Linked DNA regions of Homo sapiens: all the other regions are linked to region 3. Evidence: chromatin loops called from intact Hi-C (ENCODE). Cell type or tissue: B cell. All regions are shown on one strand.

Region 1 (2,500 bases), 610 kb after region 3:
TCAGAGCACCCAAAAGGATGACTACTGCAGTGCAAGACTATTTATGTCTGCCTCTTACATATCCCTCCGTGTTCTCCCCCAGGAGGCCTGGGCTGTGCTGCAGCTCCAAGGAGGCCTGCATATATCATCACTCCCTAGGAAACCAAGGGGTATGGCAGAAACCGAGCTCTGGGATCAATTATACTGGTAAAACTACAAAGGCAGGGGGTGAGCCAGAGTGTTGTGGCTTAGGAACAACTTGCTGAAAAAAGACTTGATGTTCCCAAGTAGAACCCTGTGGCCCCAGGGGAGGTGACCTCGGCTGTCTGGTCAACCAGCCAGAGTGCTAGGTCTCAGAAGCCAGGACACACCTTCCGTTCCAGTTGACTCACTTGAGTGGCAAATTCTTTTCTCCCTCACAATCCTCTCATCTTCAAAGGGAATTCATTAAGCCCCACCATGCCATCGGCACTTGGCCAGGTGTTATACTGGCCCATTAGGTGGACACAGGCCGTAGCCCCAGGGAGCATGCCAAATGAGGTGGAGGGTGGCAGCTGTGACCTAGTGACATCCCCTGAGGTGGTTTTGCAGCACCTTCTATAAACCCTCCAGCTGTTTCAAACTATTTGTGTGGGGCTTTCCACACAAGCTGTGTTCTCTCCCGTCCCCTTGCTTTAGTTCACTCTTTTCCTTTTGCTTGGAATGCTCTTCCACTCTATCTGTCAATGCACTCAAATGCCCACTCCTGGATGGAGACTTTCCTGGCAACCCCAGGCAGAATTAGCCACTCCCAATTCTGTGTATTCTCATAGCACTCTGTATCATTAATATAGCACATGCCAATCTGTGCTGGAATCATCTGCTTATATGTCTGTCTCCCTAATGGACTCTGAATTCCTTGAAGATGCATTCTGCGACTTATCCATCTTTGTTTCTTCAGCAAGAATTTGGTTGGTGCTTAGTAAATGTGTGCTGAGTTAAATGCAGAAAGGGACACAGCTCATGATTTTATCTGATTTTACCTTGTGGTATAACTGGAAGCAGGTCACGTCTGTCTGAGTTTTAGTTTCCTTTTCTGTAAAATGGGTGGGGGGAGGATACATTAGAAAATGGCCTCTAAGAGGTTTTCTGGCTCTACTGTCTATGATTTTAAAATTCTAGTCTCCTATTGAAAAACCGAGAGTTCATCATAACTCTTTAAAGACCAACATGTTTTCGTTTACATGTATCAAAGAGCCTGATGTTCCCTTCCCACCTCTAGTCTGCCACCTATAAAAAAAGTTGTGTATTGCTTAGCAGTTTGCAAATTTTCTGACTGAAGTTTCAAGAGGTTTGTGGGATTGATTGATTACAGGAAGCGTGTAAATTTTATCTTCCCTGGGGAATAAAATTGTGGGACTAATTGATTCTTTTAAAGGCTTGTATTTTCTGGTGATTTTGTCAGCCTGGGTACATGTGGAAAGGGGTCTTGTGTAGCTGCTTGTGGCATCCCTGTGTCTCTCTTCTCACCACAATGCAGGCGTCACTGCACGTGCCACACCTAGTAGTCTGTGTCCCATGAGGCCCATGCTTTTCCTAGGCTACCTCTCTGCCCCTTGAGTTACATGTTTGGAAATTCCTGCATGGATAGAACTGAGTACCCCTCGCCTTCTGAGAACATATTTACAAGGTGCTAATAACACCTAACTATGATCTTAGAACTAGTCTACATGGTGAGTCAGACGGGGCTTATTTTCGACCCATTTTTCAGATGGAAGTAAGACACAGGGAGGTGAAATGACTTGCATGAGGTCTCACAGCTAGGAAGGTCTTCTGGACCTGGCTTAATAAAACCCAATGTTCTTAATTTCATCAACTCCTTTAAAAATTACTTTGATTGCTGCTTTCTTGATTGGCTGCTCTCAGGCCTCTTGGCTGATGAAACCAGAGGCAGGTGAATTCTACCAGAAGGAAAGAAGGGGTTCTAACCCACTACTGATTTTGTGGGACAAAGTGGCTGCATTCATTAGTGAAGGGGGAAGTCAGATTAGTTAAAACTGTCCATTTGGTGGTTTCTATCATTAGCATCTCACTATGCCAGTAAATGAGCTGTTGAAGCCTGAAGTAGGGGCTCCTCCTGAAAGCTCGAGAGGATTCCAAAGCTGCTGGGCTCCGTGGAGGAACATCCAGGAGCACATGGTCTCCATGTTCCCTTTTTTAACTCTACAAAGGCAGCTAAGAGGGAGCGCAACTTGTTACTGCACATCTCTGAGTGTCAGTTTTTCTATCTGTGAAATGGGGATAATAAATCCTCCCTAGCTTACCTCAGAGGATGGCTGTGAGGGTCACATATTATGATGGAGGTGGCAGTGCTCTAGAATCTGAAAGTGCAGGGCAAAAATCAGGTAATATCATTTGCTCTTGTTATTATACTTTTTTTTTTTTGGGACTGAGATTCACTCTGTTGCCCAGGCTGGAGTGCAATGGCACAATCTCAGCTCACTGCAACCTCCACCTCCCGGGTTCGAGGAAATCTCCTGCC
Region 2 (2,500 bases), 140 kb after region 3:
TTTCAGGAAAAATCTTGTGACTTTAATGTGACCATGAATTGACATCTAAGGGAAAGAGTAGCATAATTTTTACTTAATGTTTTGTCAGCAAGCATGCAAGAATGTCAGATGTAAATAACCGAAGCAGCATATTTACATCTGGTTTCCTATATTTAAAAAGCTGATGTGAAATCCTAGACTGCATGTCTCTTCTCTATCAATCATGAAGGACTACAAAAAAATCCTAGAAGGAAATGCTACTGCTTTGTAAGATCATTTATTAATGATAACATTCAGTAAGTGCTTACTAAGTGCTAGTCACTACTAAAAAAAAACTTTAAATATAATACTTAACCTTGACAACAACCTAGGAAGTAGAAATGGTTATTATTCTCTTTTTTACGAAAGAGGACACTGAAAATCAGCAAAGTTCACTAACTTTTCTAAGATCACACACAGTTAGCATTTACCAAACATACTAAACAGCTGTCATTCATCTGGCACTGTGCTAGGAGACCAGGAAGGTTGGGGAAGGTGAAAGGTAGAAAGGAAGACATTTCTGATCCAGAGATGTGTCACACACTGGTTTTAACCAAAGAACTTGCAGAGAAGCTAGGACATGAACAAAAATTTTGATAATCCAAGGTACAAAAATTTAAGTACCACGAGAATGCACAGTTAAGTTCCATCTCCATGTTTATGTGTATGAGTGAGGGTGGGGGCATAGATGAGATAAATTCCAGACAAAACAAATTACAGAATTAAGTGGAATAATCCTATCCTGCACAACTTTAGACATGTCGGTTACAGATTGATTCCTTTAGGACAGGCCCACAGCCTATGTATTCTCTGAACTTGTTTTCCCTGTGGTTAACTTGGTAATATAGTGAACAATAACTAGGATAGAAGGTTCCCAAGGGCAGCTACCATGTCTGTACTGCATCCTCAGTGCCTATGATGGTATCTACTACACAGCAGTGCTAAGACATACGGAGTTATATGTTGAACAAGTTAAAATATTCATTACTTAATTAAACATTGAGCAAAATAATGAATACAGAAACATAAAGCCAGGTATAAAAGAAGTATAGACTCCACTGGACTTCATGAACTGTCCCCAGGTTTAACTTTGCAAATCTGAGTGCCAAGGGACTTTTGTTAGACAGCAAGTGGGATTTCTCTTGAGTGAGACTACACTAGTTACCTAACTGGTCAATTATCTCGAGACTACCAAGGAGCAAAACATGAAGGTTTGTTTTACTCTCTGCCAAGGCAGGAAGCACACAGCGAAATACAAAAGCTGTATTTTCTAGAACTCTCTTGAGAGCTGTAAAGTAACTCATTTGCAGAAGTCGCTGATTTTGTACATGGGGACTGGTTGGTGAGATTGAGGAAGCGAATGATGGTTGACTTCCTGGAGTGAGTCACGGCTGTAACCCCCTTTAACATTATTAATAGAACAGAGGGAAAATTTCCAGGAAACACCAATTACCACAACAACCAAAATAGAAAAGGTGGCTGGTGACTTAATCACCAAACTTTAGGGGAGACTACTCCCCTTTCTTTATCAGAAAATGACAATAATAAATCAAACTAATACATTTTGAAACTAGTGTACCTGCATGTTTTAACAATTTGCAGAGTTCTTTAATCCTATACTAAGATTTTGCTCTAGCAGAATGACCATACATACTCTGCACTAACTACAGTTGAGCCAAAGTTTTGAAAACATGATTAGACCTCCAAGAAATAGACATATGCATTCAATGATTCATTTAGCCATTATTCCTTGTTTTAAACTTTAAATCAATAGGTATTTAATGGGAACCTGCTATGTACCAGAATCTTATTCTCTAAGAAACAAAGAATTAAATAAATGAGGTAACAACTATAATAAGTGTCCTATCCTCTGCTCACCATCGTAATTCTCTTCACGTGGTTTTTACGTTATAGTGACATTAAGGCTAAGAGATTAGTTCTGTTCTATAGCCTCAGGAAGTGTAAAAAACCTTAGGTCTGCCTAATAAGTTCAAAAACCTATGAGATTCTAGTCCTGTTCTGCAGGTATGCCATGCCTGCCTCCATAGTTTAATCACCTCATAAATGGGAAGAACAGTGTAGTTACTACACGTGTAAGTAAGCTCTGGGGCCAGGTTGCCTGGGTAGTACTACTTAATATGGGACTCAAAGCAAGTTATTTCACTGGTTGGGGCCTCAGTTTCCTCATCCAGAAAATGGATATTAATAATAGCACTACCTCATAATATTATGAGGATTAAATGAGACTGTGTGTGTGTGTGTGTGTGTGTGTGTGTGTGTGTGTGTGTGTGTGTAATGCATGGAATAGTGTCTGGAACACAACACCTTAAAATGTTTTACTAGTATTCTCATTATAATTACCACAGCTACTCTAAGATTGGGCTTTTTCATTAGTCACAGGAATATAATCAGTTCCTCAGTTACACAGCTATGACTGGTCATACATTCTAACCAACCTGTCTGTTTGGTCAGTTATGATCCA
Region 3 (2,500 bases):
ATTTGTAGGATTATGGGGGAGCAGGGGGCAGGGATAGAAATGTTGCTTTGCTGAAACCAAGACATCAAGAGGAAAGATGAGAAACACAGAACTTTGTGGTCAAGAGAAGGGACTTGTCCTGGGGCTTTCCCTCCTTGTAAAATACCAATTAATTTGATTTTGTGAAGAAGCTCTCTAGAAGCAGTCTGGTTCCTAGGGAGAAATTACAGAGGTAAGAAAATTCTATTTTATGATACAGAAGGAAAGATGGGATCACTTTGTTGTATGTGCACTGGCGAGACAGTCACACTATAAACATTCATCAAATATTTACTGAGTGTCCGATCTCTGCTAGACACTGTGCTAAGCTCTTGGCAGCTGAGACTAAGAAGTTTAACAACGCGGTCCGGGTCAATGGTCATCGTCCTCATGGAACTTAAAATGGGTGGAAAGAGGTTATCATTTGGGAGAGGCAGTGAGATAATGATCATTTGCAGGGTGGAAGGTGTAAGGATTAGGAAGTTCAAGGAGAAAAACACAGGAGAACACAGCAAGGACATTTAAACTAAATTATACCAGAGGAGTGTGCTGAAAATGTCTTAAGGGAAATGGCGTCTATGTTGAGACAAGGCAATAAAAGACTGAGGTAGTGAACAATGTTCCAGGCTAAAAACAATATCATGTGACTCTCCAGTGGTGGCTCAATGTCTCTGGGGATCAGAGCAAAGGCAGTGTGTGACTATAGCATGGTGCATAAGCGGGGTGGGAATGAGATACTACACATCTTCTTCATGTATACCAGAGAGGTATGCAACATCTAAAAAGAAAAGTTCAATTACTGTTCCTATTTCGCACGTGGAAAACAAACCAAAAAAGGTTATTTTGTCCAAGATCACATAGTTATATGAGATTCAAACTCATTTCTATTTGACTTCAGAGCCTGTTTTCCTAATCACTGTCTTATACTACAGGAATAAGGAGATAACATATTAGACAGGAAAGTAATACAGTCAGACTTGCATTTTAGGAAAGCCTTGGTGGATAGATTGGGGCGATGGTGGGGAAATGGATACAAGGAAACCCGTTAGGGGGATATCACCAATGGTCCATGAAAGATGATGCTGATCTGAAATCACGTACCGCAGCAGAAATGAGGAGAAGTAGAAAGATTGTGAAATATTTAGGAGGTAAAATTGATAATAAGGGAAAGAGAGGGCTTAGAAATAATACCTAAACTTCTGGCTTAGGAAACTGGTTAGATGGTGATGCCACATACCGAACAACATTGGAGTGGAAAAAATTCCTGAGAGAAGTGGATGAGTTTATTTTGAAAACATTGAGGCTGAGATTTCTGCAATACATCCAAATGCACCTGAGCGATAAGCAGTTAGAAACAATTGAATCTGAAGAGCAAGTTTACTGAAACAAATTTATATCATATTGTAGAGCTGATAGTTGAGGCCATAGTAGTTAAAGGCTCTCTTAACCAAATGTGGGAAGTGAAACAAGAGCAGGCCCTAGGAAAGACACCCCTCCCCAAGCCCCACCAAAGGAAAACAACATTCAAGCCCAGGCACGGTGGCTCATGCCTGTAATCCCAGCACTTTGGGAGGCCGAGGTGGGTGGATCAGTTGAGGTCAGGAGTTCGAGACAAGACTGGCCAACGTGGTGAAACCCCATCTCTAATAAAAAGAAAACAGAAAAAAGAAAAAAGAAAAAAAAATTAGCCAGGCATGGTGCACACCTGTAGACACAGCTACTCGGGAGGCTGAGGCAAGAGAATCGTTTGAACCTGGTAGGCAGAGGTTGCAGTGAGCTGAAATTGCGCCACTGCACTCCAGCCTGGGTGACAGAATGAGAGTCTGTCTCAAAAAAAAAAAAAAAAAAAAAAAAGAAAAAGAAAAAGGTAAAACGACATTCAAGGAGAGGGAGACGAAGAGCCACTAAGGAGAGCCCTGAAGTGAAATTGTTCAGAATGGTAGGAAGAAAACCAACAGAGTGTGGTGTGCAATAACTGTGAAAAGTTGGCAAGATGGCCTGACTGTGCCACAGATTTACATAAGGGCAAGTACAAAAGGGAAACTCTGAAAAAAGCCTACCGAAAGAAGGTCATGTGTTGGAAGAGTCGGCTGAAGTATTGAACCACAGACTGTAAGTTGGATAATAAAGGAAATATAAGAGACTGGTGAGGAAAAAGAAAGGTAATAGAAGGTAAATATGCTGAAGAAAAGTAGAATAGGAGTTACCTGAATGAGAGAGAGTGCTGGAAGAATGAGGGGTTGTGTTCCGAGGCTGGTTTTAATTTTTACGATTTAGGAGGTAAAATAGAGCGAAGCAATGATAAGATCCAGGGTATAACCAGGGGCTGTAGAGGCTGCAGCTGAATGGAGATGAGAGTTACAGATGAGTGAGTTGGGCCCTGAGCCTCCCAACAGGACTAACAGCCTGGGTAGTGGCAGGAGAGAGTTGAGCCACTTGTCCTGTGGTCAATGAGTAAAGTCCAGGACCAGGACATTAATGA
Region 4 (2,500 bases), 170 kb before region 3:
AGGTTCAAGCAATTCTCTGGCCCCAGCCTCCTGAGTAGCTGGGATTACAGGTGTGTGCCACCATGGCTGGCTAATTTTTTGATATTTGTAGTAGAGATGGGGTTTCACCATGTTGGCCAGGCTAGTCTCAAACTCCTGACATCAGGTGATCCACCCATCTCGGCCTCCCAAAGTGCTGGAATTACAAGTGTGAACCACCACACCTGGCTTGGATAGTAAACCAATATGCAAAGGAATGAGTATTTCTCCAATGATCATATTACCCTTTCCATTTTAGAAAAGATGTGTGCTATGATTTGAATTGGTTCCCTCCAAAATTCAGCAGTAGATATTGTGATTTTATTAAAAAGTGTTGATCAGGCCATACGGGCTTCTCTGTCATGAATGGGATAAAGCCCTTTGTGAAAGAGGCTTCATGCGGCATTCTGCTGGCTTGCTCTTCCACTGTCTGCCATGTGAGGAGGTAGCACAAAGCACCATCCTGGAAACAGAGAGTAGCCCTCACCAGAAAACCAAGCCTGCTGGTGCCTTGATCTTGGACTTACCAGCCTCTAGAACCGTGATAAAATAAATTTTCATTCTTTATAAATTACCCAGTCTCAGTTATTCTGCTATAGCAGCACAAAATGGATGAAAACAATATGTGACTAATAAAAGATTTTGTCCATACAGTACCTGCCTCCATGGGAGATACGAATTTAGAATATAGAACAAAAAGGGGAAAATAAAAATTATAATTAGCCTAAATTAAAATTGTGATATATAAAGACTGAAAATAAATTTGCAGATTCACATAAAACTTCATAATTTCTATATTCTCATATGAATCTTATAATAACTAAAAGCTAAATGAGACAATTATCATCTTCCCAACACATGAGTTAACATAGGAATGACCTTGTACATGACTTGAGAAGTAGGTAGCAGAGTTGCAACTCAGCCCAGTCCAGTGATCTTTGAGCTGGACCATACCATATTACCTGCATAAATGGAACTGGCCCCAAAGATGGTGCTATTCTCCCCTGACACTACTTCCTTAGGAAGCCAATTCATCTTACTCGGGATTCTGTTTTACCGTTTAGTAGCAAAGTATCCATAATACATTGTTAAGAGGATTTCAAGGGTCATAGGACGTGTAGAAAATTTAGAAAGTAGCCATTCCAAACTCTTCATTTACAGACTCTATAACAAAGGGTAAGAGAGAGGCAATTCATTGATTAAGATGTCATAGCAAGCTGTCAGGAGAGATGAGACCTGAGAGCCTTTGGGCTCTCAGTGTAGCACTCTCTCAAGATGCACAGAGCTATCTCCCAGGTGCCCTACCTCAAGTATCAGTTTCTTCCCACTAGTAGGCGCTGTTGCCTGATTGTGAGGAATTTCTCCTTCTACCTAACAGTAGATTTTCATTGTAATTAGGAGTATTGCGTGGGACACTAAGTCTACAACATGGCTTCTGTATGACTCCAGAACAAGGTGAACTCCATTACAATTGCAACCAGTAGAGTCATGCCATTTCTCTCTGAAACACTGTGGTGTTTTGGATTTGTACATCTCAATGTTCTGGAAACCAAAGGAATGGCAGTAGGACATGGGGTACTGAGTGGGTTCTGCAGAGCTGTGTTGAGGCAAAAAAAAGTCAAGGCTCTGGTCCCTGTTTGACCATAGCTGGTATAAAATGATTGCTTTATACGTTGGTATTATCTAGAACATTCATTTAACAGAAACTTTCCAGTTTGGCTTTGTTACTTCTTCGTCTTATTATTATTATTACTTTGAGACAGAGTTTTGCTCTTGTTGCCCAAGCTGGAGTGCAACGGCACAATCTTGGCTCACAGCAACCTCTGCCTCCCGGGTTCAAGTGATTCTCCTGCCTCAGCCTCCCGAGTAGCTGGGATTACAGGCGCACGTCACCATGCCCAGCTAATTTTTTGTATTTTTAGTAGAAACGGGGTTTCACTATGTTAGCCAGGCTGATCTCAAACTCCTGACCTTGTGATCCACCTGCCTCAGCCTCCCAAAGTGCTGGGATTACAGGTGTGAGCCGCTGTGCCCGGCCTGTTGTTTATTATTTTTTTTAAACACCACAGACTACTCAAGTAGTGGTAAATCTGTGGATAGAAGAATTGAGTTTTGATTCAAGCTGCACCACATGTATGAACTGTGACTTTGAGTAAGCTATTTTACCCATTTGAGCCATAGGTGGAAGAGAAATAGTAATCTCAGCCCTAGGTACCTCAAAGTATTACTGACAGGATACAAACATACATTCATATATATATGTATGTATGTGTATATATGTATGTGTGTGTGTGTATATACATGTGTGTGTATCCTGCCAGTAAAATAAGTATACACACATACAAATAAAATGCAAAGAATTCCTCTAAAATAAACTGCTGTAAAATAAATTTTCTTATGAATATCTATAAAAATCACCAGTACGATGGAGCAGATGTACTTATATATCTGGGGCTTCCATCAGCAATGACATTCTAAAAAA

The links. Hi-C counts contacts between places; a loop is a spot of excess contacts. Peaks named below come from ENCODE experiments on the same cell type or tissue, not always from the same donor. Only the 100,000 strongest peaks of a DNase experiment are listed, where the experiment ranks them.
Region 1: a loop joins it to region 3, with 2.6 times the contacts of the local background. A loop is called at or near these places in 2 of 110 quality-filtered maps.
Region 2: a loop joins it to region 3, with 2.5 times the contacts of the local background. A loop is called at or near these places in 3 of 110 quality-filtered maps.
Region 4: a loop joins it to region 3, with 2.0 times the contacts of the local background. A loop is called at or near these places in 2 of 110 quality-filtered maps.

What each region holds. Positions count from the first base shown.
Region 1 is chr3:187,973,701-187,976,200 of GRCh38, reverse strand. The region is part of intron 1 of LINC01991 (long intergenic non-protein coding RNA 1991); the gene reads left to right. Among named protein-coding and RNA genes, the nearest start is that of LINC01991, 1.5 kb to the left of the region's middle. In B cell, CTCF peaks have their summits at 1,173 and 1,372; DNase peaks (open chromatin) are centred at 510, 1,260 and 2,111; H3K4me3 peaks cover 1,130 bases; H3K27me3 peaks cover 678 bases.
Region 2 is chr3:188,438,167-188,440,666 of GRCh38, reverse strand. All of the region lies in intron 4 of LPP (LIM domain containing preferred translocation partner in lipoma), which reads right to left. Among named protein-coding and RNA genes, the nearest start is that of LPP-AS1, 130 kb to the left of the region's middle. In B cell, no CTCF peak of the experiment used is centred here; a DNase peak (open chromatin) is centred at 1,366; H3K4me3 peaks cover 1,694 bases; H3K27ac peaks cover 2,500 bases.
Region 3 is chr3:188,581,527-188,584,026 of GRCh38, reverse strand. All of the region lies in intron 6 of LPP (LIM domain containing preferred translocation partner in lipoma), which reads right to left. Among named protein-coding and RNA genes, the nearest start is that of LPP-AS1, 14 kb to the right of the region's middle. In B cell, no CTCF peak of the experiment used is centred here; DNase peaks (open chromatin) are centred at 1,486 and 2,046; H3K4me3 peaks cover 795 bases; H3K27ac peaks cover 2,500 bases.
Region 4 is chr3:188,748,058-188,750,557 of GRCh38, reverse strand. The region is part of intron 8 of LPP (LIM domain containing preferred translocation partner in lipoma); the gene reads right to left. Among named protein-coding and RNA genes, the nearest start is that of MIR28, 61 kb to the right of the region's middle. In B cell, CTCF peaks have their summits at 1,117 and 1,317; a DNase peak (open chromatin) is centred at 1,347.